Regions from separate parts of the Homo sapiens genome. Here region 2 is linked to region 1. Evidence: read pairs that join two places in POLR2A ChIA-PET (ENCODE). Cell type or tissue: PC-9. All regions are shown on one strand.

Region 1 (8,000 bases):
TTGCTCCTGCCCAGTGCACACATCGTCTGGGGTCTGGTCACAGTGCAGGTCTGGGTGGATGGGCCTGGGACGAGGTCCAGTTCTGCATTTCCAACAAGCTCCCAGATGAAGCCTGCGCCGGAGCAGGGTTCTCAGCCTCGCCCATCACACTCACCCACTTCCGCCCAGCAGCAGCAGGTGTGTTGTCCGACATCCTTCCTCTGGAGGGCCTGCGCTCCTCCGCTAAACCCAGTTCCGGTGCTGTGGGGAGCTCAGAGGCCGGGGAGGAGAGGGAGCTCGGGGTGCAGCCCCACGGTTCGTATCCCCATCCCCCCACCAACACCCAGTGCGGTGGGCAGCCCCGCAGGTGATCTGACGCACCAGCAGGTGCTGCCCCCTGTGCCCCCTCTGGTGGGGTGTGAGCACCACCGGAACAGGGGACTGCTGTGCCTGGGTTGCTGCCTGGCACCCAGCGGTCGCTCAGGACCCCGAGGAGGGCAGGGTGGGCCCAGGAGCTGGACGCAGCAGGTCGGGGTCCCTGGGTGGGCAAAGTGGGCGCTGGTGCTGCTTGAGGGGAGTGGCTCCTGCCCAGCATGGCAGTTCTGGCTTCAGGGGTGTGGCAGTGTCCCCTCCCTTCTCTTTAGCTATACATGGGTTTGGGGATTGAGGAAGGGCCACCCACAAGCTGGCCCCGAGTACAGGGACTGTAGGGTGCGGCCCTCGGGAAGCCCCTCGCAGTGCCAGCCACAAACCAGGAGAACGGGTTCGTCTGCCTGGCTGGAGGCCCTGGGAGCCGCACTCCACCCGTCTGTGGCAGACCCAGGACCTGGAGGTACCTGCAGAGTGTGAGCTGGGGAGGGTGGGCAGCGGGCGGCACTGGGCCCAGGGAGGGGAAGTGAGCCCTGGGTGGGCACAGTCAGGCAGAGGCCCCAGAGCCAAGATGGGGAGGGCGGGGCCCGGCAGCCAGAGGCAGGAAGTGCTGGTGGATGAAGGCCTCCTGGAGCCTCCGTGGGAAACAGTGCCTGGGCCAGGGTTTAGCAGGTGAGGTTAGGACAGGGGTGCAGAGTGCAGAGGGTTGGTGTGGGCATGGGCTGGCCTGGGAAGTGATGTTGGGTGATTTTGGGGCTCGGGCAGGTGGTCCGGGGCTCTGCCTGTGTCCCTGTGTTGGCCGGGGACCAGCAGGAATGAATTCCTGGCAGAACTGTGGGTCTGACAGCAGAGCCAGCCTGGGGGGGCCCTGGGGCTCTGGGGCTCTGGGCTGCTCTTAGGACCTTGAGGGAGCTAGGACAGGAAAGAGAAATGGGGAGGGGTCTGTGGAGAGAGGGGCATGGGCCTGTGGCAGAGTTGAGAAACTGATGGCCAGAGAGGCCATGCCTGGTCCAAGGCAGGCACAAGGTGAATCCCAGGTCAGTTTGCCCATACCTGTGTCCCAGTCTCTACCTGTCGCTGGGATTGGGGAGGGGTGCTGGGCACCATGACCTCGCTGATAGGAAATGAGGGGTCCTGGTGTGCAGCTGTCATCTGGGGTGAACCGGCTGATAACTAGGGGCTGGAAACCAAGGGTCCCCCAAAAAGGAGATCTGGGAGGACTTCCTGGAGGAAGAGACTTTGCACTGGTAAGAGTGAGGGAGGGCTCTGTCCATGTGAGAGGCATGGCCTTTTCTGACAAGTGGAGGCTGGGATTGTTGGGTTGGGGGGCACTAAGGGTGGGCCCTGCCCAGCTTCCCAGCCTCCTCTGTGAGGCCGGAGGGAGGGGGCCTGGTGAGTCTGGAATCACACAGGGTGGGGTTCCCAGGAGAGTGAGCCCAGGACCTGTGGGTACTAGGCAAGGCCGGAGAGGACCCACGAGGGAGGCCCAAGCTGGAATGGCGTCCACTCTGGATGTGGGCATCTGGATGGGCTGTGGAGAGTCCGGCCCTGTCCTGCGAGCACTGCATAGCCTGGGCTGTGCTGAGTGTGGCCAGCCGGTGAGGGGCTGTGTGCTGGCTGGAGGGCACCTGGGAGCCACCTCCTGAGGCACTGCCACGCCACCTTCCCCACACAGCCTCCCCTAAGGCAGAGTCAGGGCTGGGAGCCAGGCAGCCCTGGGAGGAGGGGACGGGCAGGGGCTACAGCCTCTGCGCTGAGGTGTGACCTTGAGCAGCTCCTGGTCTTCCCTGGCCTCAGCTTCCTCACCTGTCAAGTGGGGGAATAGAGGCCCCTGCCTCCCGGGTTATGAGAGGACTCAGGATGGCACATGTGTGGGGTGCCCTCCGGGGCCTGCCTCGGACCCCCAGCTCAGGGCTTTGCAGGCATTTAGACTCTGGTGAGAAGAGGCTGAGCCCAGGGCATCCCTGTGTCCTGCCCCCAAACGCGAACACGCAGGCACTCAGGAACCTGCAGGAGCTGTGGAGTCAGCGCAGTGAAGACGTGTGACCGGTGCGAGGCAGACACCCATCACGGCAGGTGCCCCCGAGAATTCCGGGCAGAGCCCACGTTGCTCTGTCTTCAGCCCCATAGCTAGTTGGTTTCTGAATTTTGTTTTTTGGAAACTGCACTGAACTGATTCACACCGATGAGCAGCTGCCGACAGTGACAGCGTCCAGCATTCCTCTGGGCGCCTTCAGTTAGACCGAGAGAGACAGGAGTGGGGGTGTTTTAGTTATCAAAGCTGGCTCCCGGGTCTGGATGCCAGGGTCAGGCATGGGGGCTCCTGCAGCGAGCTCTGGGGGTCTCAGTGGAGGGGGCAGGGCTCTGGTCGTTCTGCTCCACCACGTGCTAGAAGGAGGGGCCCCGGGGCCATGGCTGGCATTGGGCCCCACCCACTGCCTCCCTCGGACGGCTGAATGGTGTGGGTCATCCACTCCTGTTCTCCTCTGACCCGCCTCCTTCAGGAGTTCTGAACCTGGCATTTGATGCCCGATGGACAATAAGGGCTCCCCACGAGGCTGCTCCTCAGGGCTCAGGATCTTCAGTCAGGCAAAGGCTCCCCAAGTTCCAGGGGTGCCGTCCTGGACTCCTGAGCCTGCCCGCCTGCCTCCGCAGGTCCTGTCTGTGCGAGTGGGAGTGAGCCGTGTGCTCCGCAGACACCTGACCTGTGCGCTTATGACGGCCTCTCCTTTGCACATGGCCTCGACTTGGCTGTCCCCCTCTCCCTGGCTGCTGATCTCCCAGTGCCCAGTTATGCCCAGGTCTCTGCCCACCTCAGCCCACACTGGGTGGGGAAATGCTGGCGCAAAACCTGGCTTATTGGGGTTGCAGCCAAGTAGCCCTTGATTCTTCCTACCACTCCCCTACCCGAGAGAGGACCTGCTCACCTCCCCATCCTCGGGGTCTGTGCCCGACGCCTCTCTCTGCGGTTGGCACGGCTCATCCTCTGGCTGGGGCATGTGACACCTGGCCAAGGATGTGGCGTCTGAGGCTCCCCCATCTGTCTGCCCAGCTCCTTGCCCTTCCCTGCGTGGGGCCCGTCCCAGGAGAGCCTGCCCTGACCCTTCCCACCTGCGGTCATCTGTCCCCTCCCAGGCTGCCGGCCTGGTCTGCACGGTCGAGCTTCAATCCACAGTGGAGGCCTTGGGCTGTGCTGCTGTCTGTCTATCCATCCGTAAATCCATCTATCCCCTGCCAGCCCCTTCCCTCAGCACCCCTGGCTCAGCCGTGCCATTCCTGGTTGGCCCTGGAGGTCCTATTTGCTGGTCCTTGAGTTTCCCACTGATTGTGAAGAGACAATAATTGTCCAGAGGGGATCGAAGGGGCGCCTGTGCGGAGCTGGTCCACACTCTGAGGCCCGGGCCTCGGCCGTTGGTCGGGGGGGTTTTCCACTTGTTGTTGACAGAGGCGCCTCCCATGGCAGTGGGGTGCAGGGTCTCCCCTGGGGATGTGAGGCCGGTGAGGGCGGAAGGGGAGCAGGCAGGGGCCCGGGGCTCTCCAGATCTACCACCCCACCACCTCACTGGCTCTTCTTGCCCGGAGCTCAATGCAGGGATCCCCGTGCCTGACCCTGGCATCCACAGACCCGGGGGCCAGCTTTGAGGAGGCGCTGCTGGCTCTGGTGGAGGTGGTGACATGGGGCTCTGGAGACTTGGGGGCCGCTCATCCTTCTTCCTGTGGGCTCCACCATATTCATCCTTGGGGGATTAATCTGAAGCTGTCCGTAGAAGCTGGACTGGGACCCTCAAGCCAGCCCTGGGCTGGGGCCAGCCAGGCCCTTTCTGCCTCGGAACTGCTGCACCTGCTGCCCGTAGTCGGCTCTTGCCAACTCAAAGTTCAAGCATAGCAGGCCAAGTCCCCCCCCCACCCCCAGGCAACCCCTTTGTGCGCTCCCCCCACTACCCCCTCCTGTGCTGCCTCCCCAGTAGCCTGGGTACAGCTATGGGGGTGGGGGCAGGCACAGCAACAGTAACCTGCCTCCCCACTCCCCGCCATCTCTGGTCATTGGTCAGGAGCTCATCAGTGCTGAGTTAAGGACTCAGACAGGCCCCCCGCCCCAGCCCCTACCTCACATCCCTCTCAGCTGACCCCAACTCCTCCCCAAGACTTGGATCCCAAAGGAGCCAGTGTCTGGGGGGCATCCAGGCAGCACCTACCTCTTGTCCTTCCTCCCGCTGCTCGATTCCACTTTCAGCCCCCTGCCCTGTGATTTCAGGACAAAGCTTCCCAGGTGCAGGTCTGAAAGCTTCCACCTCCTTCGAGAGGTGGGTGTGGGGGCCTGTGGGGCCCAGTGATGCTGGCAAGGGGAGAAGGTCCAGGCAGGGGCGGGGTTGCGGATCCACAGTGGGATGCGGGGCTGAACGGTTATGTCCCGGTAGGTAGGGGCTGCAGAAAGAGCCCCGAGGGCTGGGGAGTCCCGGAGCTGGACCACAGGAAGGGCCTCAAGTCCGCCTGCCAGGTCCAGCTTCTCAGGACCCCAGGGCTGGGGCACACTCTTTGCACCCCGCTTTACAGATGAGGAAACTGAGTCAGAGAGGGAGAGTTTAAGGGCAGGCTTCAAGCTGACCTCTGACCCAGAGACCCCCATTTTGAAAAATCTCCTCTTCAGGCCTCAGGCCTGGAGGGCTGTGGGAGTCGCTCCTCTCTCGATTGGAGGGTGGAGTGAGTGATCGATCGATTCATTGCCTTTACCCACATCAGTATCTCTTCCCCCTTGGGACTCCTTCTGAGGAGCGTTGAGTGTGTATCTCGTTTTTTGTATTTTCCAGAATGCTGTGTTGTTCTGGTGCGAGTATTTTAATCACTATTAGTGGGGTGCAAATGTTTTGGCCTTAGTATCCCTTCACACTTTTTTTTTTTTTTTTGAGACAGAGTCTCACCCAGGCTGGAGTGCAGTGGTGCGATCTCGGCTCACTGCAACCTCTGCTTCCCGGGTTCAATCGATTTTCCTGCCTCAGCCTCCTGAGTAGCTGAGATTACAGGCATGCGCCACCACGCCTGGCTAATTTTTGTATTTTTAGTAGAGACGGAATTTCACCACGTTGGCCAGGCTGGTCTCGAACTCCTGACATCAGATGATCCACCCTCCTTGGCCTCCCAAAGTGCTGGGGTTACAGACGTGAGCCACTGCATCTGGCCCCAACACTCTTAGCAGCTGTTGAGAAGCCCAAGGAGCTTTGGTTTTGGGGTGCTGTCTGTAGTGTGTGCTGGAGCAGGCTTGCACGTGCTCACCAGAACCTACGGTAGCATCTCCAGTAATCTCATCAGCTGGTTGTTGGACACAACCATTATTCAAATCAAATTAAAGTAATTAAATTATGTAAAACACAGAAATACTATAAAAAGCAAAGGAAATAAATACTCAAAATGTATTGCTTCCTAATTATTTCTAGCTTACTGTGATCCACGCTGTTATCTGGGTGCAGTCTGTGTGTGTCTGTCTAGTGGAAATGCCGTATGATACTGTCCATCTCTTCCCCACTCTGTGCTCTGTGGGCTCAAGTGGGAATATTTACACCACATGTTTACACCACCTTCATAAAAAAATATGAAAATATTCATGAAGTCTTATTGAAAATAACAACGGGCCAGGCACAGTGGTTCACACCTGTAATCCCAGCACATTGGGAGGTCAAGGCAGGAGGATCACCTGAGGCCAGGAGTTTGAGACCAGCCTGGCCAACATGGTGAAACCCCGTCTCTACTAAAAATACAAAAATTAGCTGGGCGTGGTGGCGCATGCCTGTAATCTCAGCTACACAGGAGGCTGAGGCGGGAGAATTGCTTGAACCTGGGAAGCAGAGGCTGCAGTGAGCCAAGATCACGCCACTACACTCCAGCCCAGGCGACGGAGCAAGACTTTATCTCAAAAAAAGAAGAAAAGGCCAGGCGCAGTGGCTCACGCCTGTAATCCCAGCACTTTGGGAGGCTGAAGGAGGAGGATCACCTGAGGCCAGGAGTTTGAGACCATCCTGGCCAACATGGAAACCATGTCTCTACTAAAAATACAAAAATTAGCCGGGCATGGTGGCAGGTGCCTGTAATCTTAGCTACTCGGGAGGCTGAGGCAGGAGAATCGCTTGAACCCAGGAGGTGGAAGTTGCAGTGAGCCGAGATCGCGCCAGTGCACTCCAGCCTGGAGGACAGTGCAAGACTCCACCTCAAAAAACAAACAAACAAACAAAAACCCATAAACTAATGACATGTTAATAGAAATAACACGTTAACATTTTATGAAAAATACTTTCAAAACAAAAAAATCCAGTGAGAAGAGGGACGTGGCTTTGCAGTTTTGCAGTCTCTTGAATGTTTGTCTGCATCTGCGTTGCATCTGTCGCAGTGTGTTTTGGTTGAAATCAGTGAAGAGATCTGGCCTCACAGGGCTGAGCCGCCTTTTCAGGTAATCATGGACACTCTTCTCTGATGGTACACCCGGACTGGATGAATGGTAGAGTTTCTTACAGGTTGTTGCGATAACAGAATCTGAAACCGTGCCAATGGACTTTTTGTATTGTTACATTATCATCTGTTGTGTTACATTATCATCTGTTGGTCTGTTTTTACTTTGTTTTTTGTTTTTGTTATGTTTTGAGAAAGGGTCTTGCTCTGTTGCCCAGGCTGGAGTGCAGTGGTACCATCATAGCTCACTGTGGCCTCAAACTCCTGGCCTCAAGTGATCCTCCCACCTTAGCCTCCTAATGTGTTGGGATTACAGGCATGAGCCGCTGTACCTGGCCCTGTTTTTCACTTTGAGTGGAAATTTACCTGTGCATAATTTTGGAAGACCATGTTTTGGTATTAATAATTTGAAAAATATTGGTTTACTGAGTTATGCAGATTTTTCAAATCTTGACACGTTTTATTAAATATTATCCCAAAATCACATTACTATCACCCCGATCTCACGATAAAAGCCTTTAAATATTTGGAAGCTGATAGACTCACAGTGATGAATACAAGTTTTCCAAAATGCTGATTTTTACCTAAGCCTGAATTTTATTATTGGCAACAGATCCTGCAATTTGCTGTTTTGTGTTGTTTTGGAGAGGGTTTTATTTAGTTTTTTTGTTTGTTTGTTTGTTTGTTGTTTGTTTGTTTTAGAGACAAGGTCTTGCTCTGTCCCCCACGCTGGAATGCAGTGGCACCATCACAGTTCACCGTAACCTCGAACTCCTGGGCTGAAGCAATCCTCCTGCCTCAGCTTCCTGAGTAGCTGGGACCACAGGCACATCCCCCCACACCCAGCTATTTTTTTTAAAGAGATGGGATCTTGCTCTGTTGTCCCTGCTGTTCTTGTTACAAGGCCACCAGGTTGGTGTGCCCTCTGCACAGTAACCAACCGATACACGGAGACAGCAGGGTTTGCAGCAGAGAAAGCTTAATGATTGCAGGTGCCAAGCAAGGAGATGGGAGGAGACCCTCAAATCCACCTCCCCTGGAGTTCTGGGCTGGGGTTCTTAAGGAGATTATGGAGGGTGAGGGGCTGGAGAAGCTGGGGTCACTGACTTGTTGGGGTAAGGGGGATGAAATCAGGAGGTGGAAAATGCATTTGCTGGTGAGTCAGCTCCTGTGAGGTCCTTCCCACCAGCTGGCATCAGTAATTTTACTGTTAT
Region 2 (8,000 bases), 120 kb after region 1:
GGGGTCAGGGCATGCAGAGTCCAGTCGGGAAGCCGAGGCCCGAGGAAAGGTGGGCAGGGGCCAGAGCCTTCTCCTGGGGTGGAGGTCAGGCTGCAGACACTGCTAGCCCTGTCCCACCACAGCCCGGCTTCTCAGTTGGGTCTCCACCGGCTGTGACACTCCCACGTGATGCCAACAGGTGTTATGAGGCAGACTCTGTAACCCGCTTGGGATGCTCAAGCCCCAGGGTAGAATTCAGGCCCAAGGGGTGATTGGGGAAGGGGGGTCTGACGTCCTTGGGAGCTGCTGGGCCTGTCTCTGCACGCCTGACGTGGAGTGACCTCGGTCAGAGGGTGGGCTGAGAACTCTCTCATCGTCCAGGGTGGAGGCTGGATAGGCCTCCCTGTTCACACTGTGCTAAAGTAAATAGCAGTTCCTGAGCCCTCCTGTGTGCAGAGTCCCCTCTGTGTGCAGAGCCCCTCCTGTGTGCAGAGTCCCCTCTGTGTGCAGAGTCCCTCCTGTGTGCAGAGTCCCTCCTGTGTACAGAGTCCCTCCTGTGTGCAGAGTCCCCTCAGTGTGCAGAGTCCCCTCTGTGTGCAGAGCCCCTCCTGTGTGCAGAGTCCCTAGAGCCCCTCCTGTGTGCAGAGTCCCCTCAGTGTGCAGAGTCCCTCCTGTGTGCAGAGCCCCTCCTGTGTGCAGAGTCCCTAGAGCCCCTCCTGTGTGCAGAGTCCCTAGAGTCCCTCCTGTGTGCAGAGTCCCCTCTGTGTGCAGAGCCCCTCCTGTGTGCAGAGCTGCTCCTGTGTGCAGAGTCCCCTCCGTGTGCAGAGCCCCTCCTGTGTGCAGAGCCCCTCCTGTGTGCAGTCCCCTTTGTGTGCAGAACCCCTCCTGTGTGCAGAGCCGCTCCTGTGTGCAGAGCCCCTCCTGTGTGCAGAGCCCCCACTGTGTAGAGAGCATGCCTGTGTGTGGATACCTCTTACGTGCAGAGCCCTTCCTGTGTGCAGATCATCCTCTGTGTGCTGAGCCCCCCAGTATGTGGAGCCTCCCCTGGGCTTGAAGTACTCCGATTTGCTGAGGTCAGGACATCAGACCCCCCTCCCCAATCACCCCTTGGGCCTGAATTCTACCTGGGGGCCTGAGCATCCCAAGTGGGTTAGAGAGTCTGCCTTGAGTAACACCTTTTGGCAGCACCCAGGGGTGTCACAGCCAGTGAGATACCCAGCTGAGAAGCCGGGCTGCAGTGGGACAGGGCTCGCAGCCTCTACAGCCTGACCTCCAAATGAGCATCCCCTGTGTGCACAGCCCAGAAGGGCTTCGCATCTGCACGGCAACTCTGTGATTTTGGATTATGATGATCAAGTCCATTGTACAGATGAGGAAACTGAGGCTTCACAAGGTGAGGGGACTGGCCTGCCCAGGTGTGCTTCTGGGGCCCTCACGGGGGTCAGCCTCTCAGCTCCTACTCTGCAGCAACTCCCCAGGCTGGGAACACAGACACCTGCTCTTCCCGTGACTGTGGAGACAGAAGGCCCATCTCCTGCGGCATTTCAGTGTTGCGCTGAGGTGCAGAGCTGGGGTGCAGAGTCCATCCGGTGGAGGGATGGAGCCTTACCTTAGTCAGATGAGAAATGGTACCTCCACCGCCCAGCTCAGCCCACCTATAGTGCTCTCACGCAAGGCCTTAGGCCTGCCTTCCCTGTTCAGACCCCACGGGTCCCCGTGTGGCCAGGTTGGTTGCGATCGGGAGATGGGTAGAGGGCCCTGCCCCCTGACTTGGTGCCCCTGGCCAGGTGCAGTGTGCAGTGCAGGCTTGAACCTGCAGGGGTCCCCCAGGAGCGTGTTTCCTTCCCAGAGGCCCCGGGGCAGGCACTGAGTGGCTTGGTGAAAGCAGAAGGTCCAGGCCAAGGCTGGGCTCTGCCCTTGTCTTTTTCACTTAGAGACTGTTGGACACACCCCACTCCTCTCTGAGCCTCAGCTTACGGGTCTGTAAAATGGGCTTTCCCTGCCAAGCTCATCTTGGTCTTGGGAGGCCTGGCTCCAGGTGGCTGGAAGTGAGACAAACCCTGAGGATGGCGGGGAAAGAGCTGGGGCACTGCAGAGTAGCGCCCACCCCCTCCATACCCAGTTAGCCCCAGCCCAGGAGACTCTGTGCTGGGGCTGGCCACCTGCTGTCTGATCCTCACCTGGAATACGGCTTGTGGGCCCAAACAGGTGTCCCAGTCCCTGCACTGCACACTGCACCTGGCCAGGGGCACCAAGTCAGGGGGCAGGGCCCTCTACCCATCTCCCGATCGCAACCAACCTGGCCACACGGGGACCCGTAGGGTCTGAACAGGGAAGGCAGGCCTAAGGCCTTGCGTGAGAGCACTATAGGTGGGCTGAGCTGGGCGGTGGAAGTACCATTTCTCATCTGACTAAGGTAAGGCTCCATCCCTCCACCAGGACCTGTGGCTGGGCTCCCCGCCGCAGCCCTGACCCAAGAACCTCAGGGGGAAGGGCCCTTGCTGGAGAATTGGGGGTGCACCAGGCCCACCGAGCTGATGCCCTTTGGTGCCCTGGCTTGGGCCTGGGTTCTCCAGGGCTGCTGGGGTGAGGCTGGCACCCGAGAGGCCACTGGGGCCCCTGCTGAGACAGTAGCCCACACCCCTGCGCAGGGCACGCCAGCTGCTCCTAGGGCACCTGGGCATCTGTGGAGATGGGGTGGGGGTTCCTGAAGCCGAGGGGGCTCCTGTAGCCCTGAGGGCACCCCCCACAGACTGCAGCCTTCCCAAGTCCCAGGCCAGGCTTGAGGCCCCAGCTTTGTGCACCATTCCAGGCCCCACCTTCACCAAGGGACTGGAGTCCACACCCCAGAGGGCATGGGCGCAACCTCAGGCTCCCCCTGCCCAGCTTTCCGGGCCTCAGTTTCCCTAGTGTAAAACCAGGCTGCTATGGGGACCATGGGGACACCTGTGGGGTTGGTTCCCCCGGTGCGCAGGGGTGGGTGGTGGGAAAGCCCGCGGCCCGCAGTCTCACGGGCGCGGGGATTAGGGGCCGTCCGGGCCCACGTGGCCGCACGCCCCGCCCCGCCGGTGTCCCCCCACCCCCCGTGCGCCCCGGGGCAGGGCCGGGTCGCCGTCCCAAGCTGGTTAAAAACCCCGCGGTGTCAGAGAGCAGCTCGTTCCCAACCTCTGAAAGGCAGACAAGCCCTTTATTGCTCTATTATAACGCGGAGCCAGATGGTCTTTTGGGAGTTGCCCCCCCGCGCCCCCCGCCGCCGCCCTCATTCATTCAGACTCAGACCCCGGCACTAATGCCGCGGGGGGGCCCAGGCACGCTTCCCTCGCCGCCCGCCCGCGCAGTGTGGGAACCGCCGGCGAGCGCGAACCCACAGCCGGGCGGAGGGAGGGGCTTGGAAACCCGCGCATCGGAGAGCTGGGGAGGGGTGGGGAGGGCTGCGTCCCAGCTCGCCTGGGCCGGGAGGGCTCTCAAGTTAGGGGCTAAGGGAATGCTCAGGAGGCTCGTCCCCAGCCCCACAATCCCTGGTTCTTAGAGGCTGGGGAGGCGGGAGCAGGGAGGAATCCCAGGGTCCCCAGCTGTGGGACCTCGGGCAGGGCACTTAACCCTACCCGTGCCTCAGTTTCCTCATCTGTTAAATGGGGACAGTGATAGGGCCCCCTCACTAGGTTTCGGGAGGATCAGAAGCGTTAATATTTGTAAAACTTTTAGAAAAGGGGTGAGCGTCTGGGCCTCTCACTGATTTTGTACCACTCCCCACCCCCACCCAAGAGTGTTTTTTACTTTTTTTTTTTTTTTTTTTTTGAGACAGGGTCTCTCTGTGTTGCCCAGGCTGGTCTTGAACTCCAGGGCTCAAGCGATCCTCCTGCCTTGGCCTCCTGAGTAGCTGGGATTACAGGTCGGCCGGTCTCAGCACCAGCTGAAACAAATAAATAGAGAAGAAAGATGTTTCACTACTTGTGAAAAAGATGAAATTCAAGTTTCAGCGTCCATAAATAACATTGTACGGAGACACAGCAGGGCGCCACACCCGATGCTATCCAGGAAGGCCACCTCCTGGCGTGACGCCAGTGGCGTGGTAGGACAGAAGCCTGGCCACGTGGCCTGCAGTGGTTACTGCTGGGCCCTCTTCATAAGCACTGGTCCCACCCGCAGTGAAGGACTACCTGCCCCAGGCAGAGCCTCCCACGATCGATCGCTGTCCTCACCGCCCCCGGGGGGTGCCCCATTCCTCTCACTTCTGGGGCTGATGTGGGAGCCTCAGGAGGGGACTGAGTGAGTGTGCACTTGAGTGTGGCCACACCGTCCTGAGGCTTCGTCATCGTGCCCATTGGACAGGGTGGCAAACTGAGGCCCATGGAAACCCAGGGCCCAGCTGCCAGGTGGAGGCCGAGGCCAGAGAGAACCCTGGGCTAGGGCAGGTGGGCAGCCTCACCCACCCGGGTCAGGCTCCTGCTTTGCTCATGTAACCCTCACGCTGGCCACAGGCACTTCCTCAGGTCCCTGCCGCAGAGCACGCGCACGGGTCTGCTCTTCCACCGCTGGGAAAGACCTACTTTGCACTGAAAAGCGTCCCAGCTTCCCTCCCGGCTAGACTGGCAGCTCCACATGACTCGCTGGGGTCCTGGGCTGACTTTTGGCCTTTTTCCCCAACTGATTATTGAGGGGGTGGCCTAGCTGATCTTTGGGGCTCCACAAACAGACACAGGGTGGGGTCAACGTGTCTTCCACAGGGGGCAGAGTCCAGGGGGAGCAGCAGCCTGGAGCAGTGCTGAGGGCTTTGCGGGATGGCAGCTCGCTTGCTCCTGAAGCAGATTAGGCCCTGTGAGGGGCTGGGGTCTGGGCCATACTGCTGGGAGGCGGGGGGGTGCTGCTTGTTGTCAGTTACCTGGGAAGCCCTGGGTGGGGTCCGGCAGCTCTGGGACTCTGGGTCTGGAAGTCCATTCTCTTGTCCCACTGGCCTGCAGGTGTTTGGCCCTTCCTGTGGCCCTGGCCTTGTTGCACTGGCCCTGTGCCAGCACCCCCCATCTGGTGCCCTAGCTCTGCGAGCACTATCTGGCCAGGGTGTGGGGGACCCTCTGTCTATGAGCCTCTGTCATCCACGTGTAGGGGGACCAGGGAGATCACAGATGTGGGGCTCAAGCCCCAGGCCCCAGTGATCACTTCTCTCTGAGCCTTGGATCCCAGCCCTTCCCTTGATGTGCCGCCCCAACTCTTACAGGGGATGCTGGCCTTTATCAGCACTCTATTTGGGGTGTGGTACCGAGTGGGGCTCCCATCCCCACCACCACCCCCATTACGATGGGCCAGCTGTCTCAGGTAGGGGCTTCCAGCCCAGCGTGGGGACCCTCGGCAGTGACCAGCAGGGAGGACCCATGCCTGGGGCACCCCCACAGCCATGGATGGGGGTCTCCGGGGACCTGCTGCAGCACAGTGGATATGGCACCCCTGTCACAGATGGAGGGAAGGGAGGAAGAGGCCTGGCGAGCTTAGGCAGAGGAGAGGTCAGGCTGCCAGCCCAGCCGGGCAGGAACCACCCTTTTTCATTAAGTGAGCCCCCGGGCCGAGAGTTCTGCTGGTCCCGTGGTGAGGGAGGAGGAACGGGAGGGGGCTCTGGGAGTCTGCGCTTCCTCCTCTAGTTGCCCCCTAGGTCTGGCAGAGACCTTCAGCCTCTTGTCCCCACCCCCAGGACTGAGATGCATCCTGGCTTCAACCAGGGGAGACTCTGGCTTCTGGAGGGCAGCCACCCTCTGGACTTGAAGGTGCCCAGGGCAGGTTCCAGAAGGTCCTGCTTCCCCCCAGTACCCCGGCCCAGCCCCTGGAGCCCCTGGGAATGTGTTCAGCCTCCTGCTCAGTAGCCCTCAGCCCACTGGGCTCCAGCCCCATCAGGCAGCTCCCCCGCCCTGGAGCCACCCTCAGCAGAGTGGCAGCCACCCTCAGCCCTCCCTCGCCTGTGGCTCCTGCGTGAGGTGGGGGAGGGGGAGCCCGGCACTGCTTGCCTGTGTCAGGGCTCGGGGCTGGCACCGAGGCTGTGTGCTGCCCCAGGCACCCGCCTACCTCCCCTGCCTGGAGGGGCATTTGGGCTGGAGCCCGCTCCGGGTGGGTTCCCACATCCACCCCCCTCTGCGGACATTCATCCTGCACAAAAGGCGCGTGCGCGGCAACAAACTCATTCGCCACGGGCTGCCTGGGCTTTGTGTGCTGAGCTCCGGCCTCAGAGGCCATCTGGGGAGCAGTCGTCCCAGCGGGCGGCAGGGCCCCCTCCAGGCTGCCTTTGAGGCCTGGGAAGCAGCCGAGGCTCCCTGAGCAACCGCGCTGGAAACCGCACACATCTGGCCTGTCCAGTGCCTTCCAGTTCCCGCAGCCTCCTGGCTGTCCCCTGCACGCTCTGGCCCTGGCATGGCACTAGGTGCCAGGAGGGGACCAAGGCAGGCGCCTGCCTCCCTGCCCTACCCCTGATGCAGGCTGTGTGCACACGGCCCAGTGGGGAGGGCTGTGGGCACGGGGTTCAAATCTGGGGAGTACCCCTCAGTAGGTGGGCCCTCTGGGGCTCAGCTTCCTCATCTGTGCAATGCAGCTGATAACGCTCCCACCCAAGGCCTGTGCTGAGGACGGAGAGTGGATGAGCGCCAGGCATGTGCAGTGGCCTCGGCACGCAGACCCCTGCCCCAGGCACTGCCCGGCTCTGCTTCTTCTCGCCTTCATTCGGTTTCCTGGGTGGGCGACCCCTGCCCGTGTTCCAGGCTTCCTGGAAACTGGCTGGGGGTCAGGGAAAGGCCAGCTGGCCGCAGGCAGCTCTGCTTAGAGCTGGGCCCACCCCTGCTCGGTGTGGGTGCGGCAGCTGTGGTCCTGCCCCACTCTCAGGACTCTGAGCAGCTTCTGCCTGGCCTGTATGCAGTAGGTGCTGAGTAAGTGAGCACTTGCCTCGAGGCCCTCAGCCCTGAGCACCTCCAAGTGTGATCTCAGCCCTGGATCTGGCTTGGGTCTGCCCAGCTGTGGGCGCAGCCACGTGGCCTGGGGTCGAGGGGGGGTTACTAGCAACCCCCAGCAAGCTCCTCTGCTGAGCACGCCCTTCCCCAGAGGGCTAGAGGCCAGGACAACAGTGAGCCGGGGCTCCAGGACAGCCTGCCTGGCGTGGCGGGCATTTCTGAGTCTGGGCGGTTGGATGCGGTAGGGGGCATGGAGTGGGGTGTCCGAGGGGTCTTTCCACTCAGGAGACCCTTCCTGGCCAAGCGACTTCTGGGGCCACAGCTCAGCAGACAGGGCCTCTGCAGAGGCGTCCCTGCCCCCAAGCATGCTGGGGGCGTCCTTGAGAGGGTGTCCTGCAGACCCAGAGATAATCCGGGCTTTGAGAGGCTGTGAGAGGCTGGCCCGAGGACTTTCCCACAGCCCCACAGAAAGGGCCGGCAGCCAGCTGCTCACCCACAAAAGGCTCCCGGCCATTCATGGCCTCAGGCAGGCGGGGCTGTCGGAGCGGCAGCCACAGCCTACCTGGCCACCCCCAGCAGGACTTTCGTGACAGGGAGGCACCTCCCTTCTGGCCATGGGGGCAGGAGGTCTCCAGGGCATAGGGGTAGTCTTGTGCAGCCACCCAGGCCAGCTGCTACCCCCTCTCTTTTGGCCCGAGACTGGCACCCTTCCTGGGCCTGTCATTTATCATGGGTGCCTGGGTAAAGGATGGCTCAGGAGGACCCTGCAGGCACCCACTACCATGCCTGGCGCCGTGCCTCCACCGTCACACTACCCATTGCTCGCCCCCACACGCTGGCCATGAGTCCCCAGGGCTGGCACCTTCCTTGCTTCCAAGTCTGGCCTGCACGGCTCTCACACCCTTTGCAACCATCTTCTTGCCCACCCAGCAGCCCACCCTGTCAGTGTAGGGGGCAGGAGAGGGACCTGGTGGGGCAGTGAGCTGGGTAAGGCCTCCTCCCTGGACCTCAGTCTCCTTGTCTGAGGTGTGGGACAGCACTGCTGCCTCCCAAGGCTGATGGAAGGACCCCCAAGGGCGGCTGGTTAACAAATACCAG

What was found. ChIA-PET counts read pairs that join two places held together with the same protein. Peaks named below come from ENCODE experiments on the same cell type or tissue, not always from the same donor. Only the 100,000 strongest peaks of a DNase experiment are listed, where the experiment ranks them.
Region 2: POLR2A ChIA-PET joins it to region 1 with 10 read pairs; 19 of 35 experiments call an interaction of 5 or more read pairs at or near these places.

Annotation. Positions count from the first base shown.
Region 1 is chr1:2,415,719-2,423,718 of GRCh38, forward strand. It overlaps a transcript of PLCH2 not described here. Among named protein-coding and RNA genes, the nearest start is that of PEX10, 7.2 kb to the left of the region's middle. In PC-9, no CTCF peak of the experiment used is centred here; a DNase peak (open chromatin) is centred at 733; H3K27me3 peaks cover 2,581 bases.
Region 2 is chr1:2,537,714-2,545,713 of GRCh38, forward strand. No RefSeq gene overlaps it. Among named protein-coding and RNA genes, the nearest start is that of HES5, 11 kb to the left of the region's middle. RefSeq lists enhancers at 5,260-6,130, 7,002-7,872. In PC-9, a CTCF peak has its summit at 1,787; a DNase peak (open chromatin) is centred at 4,028.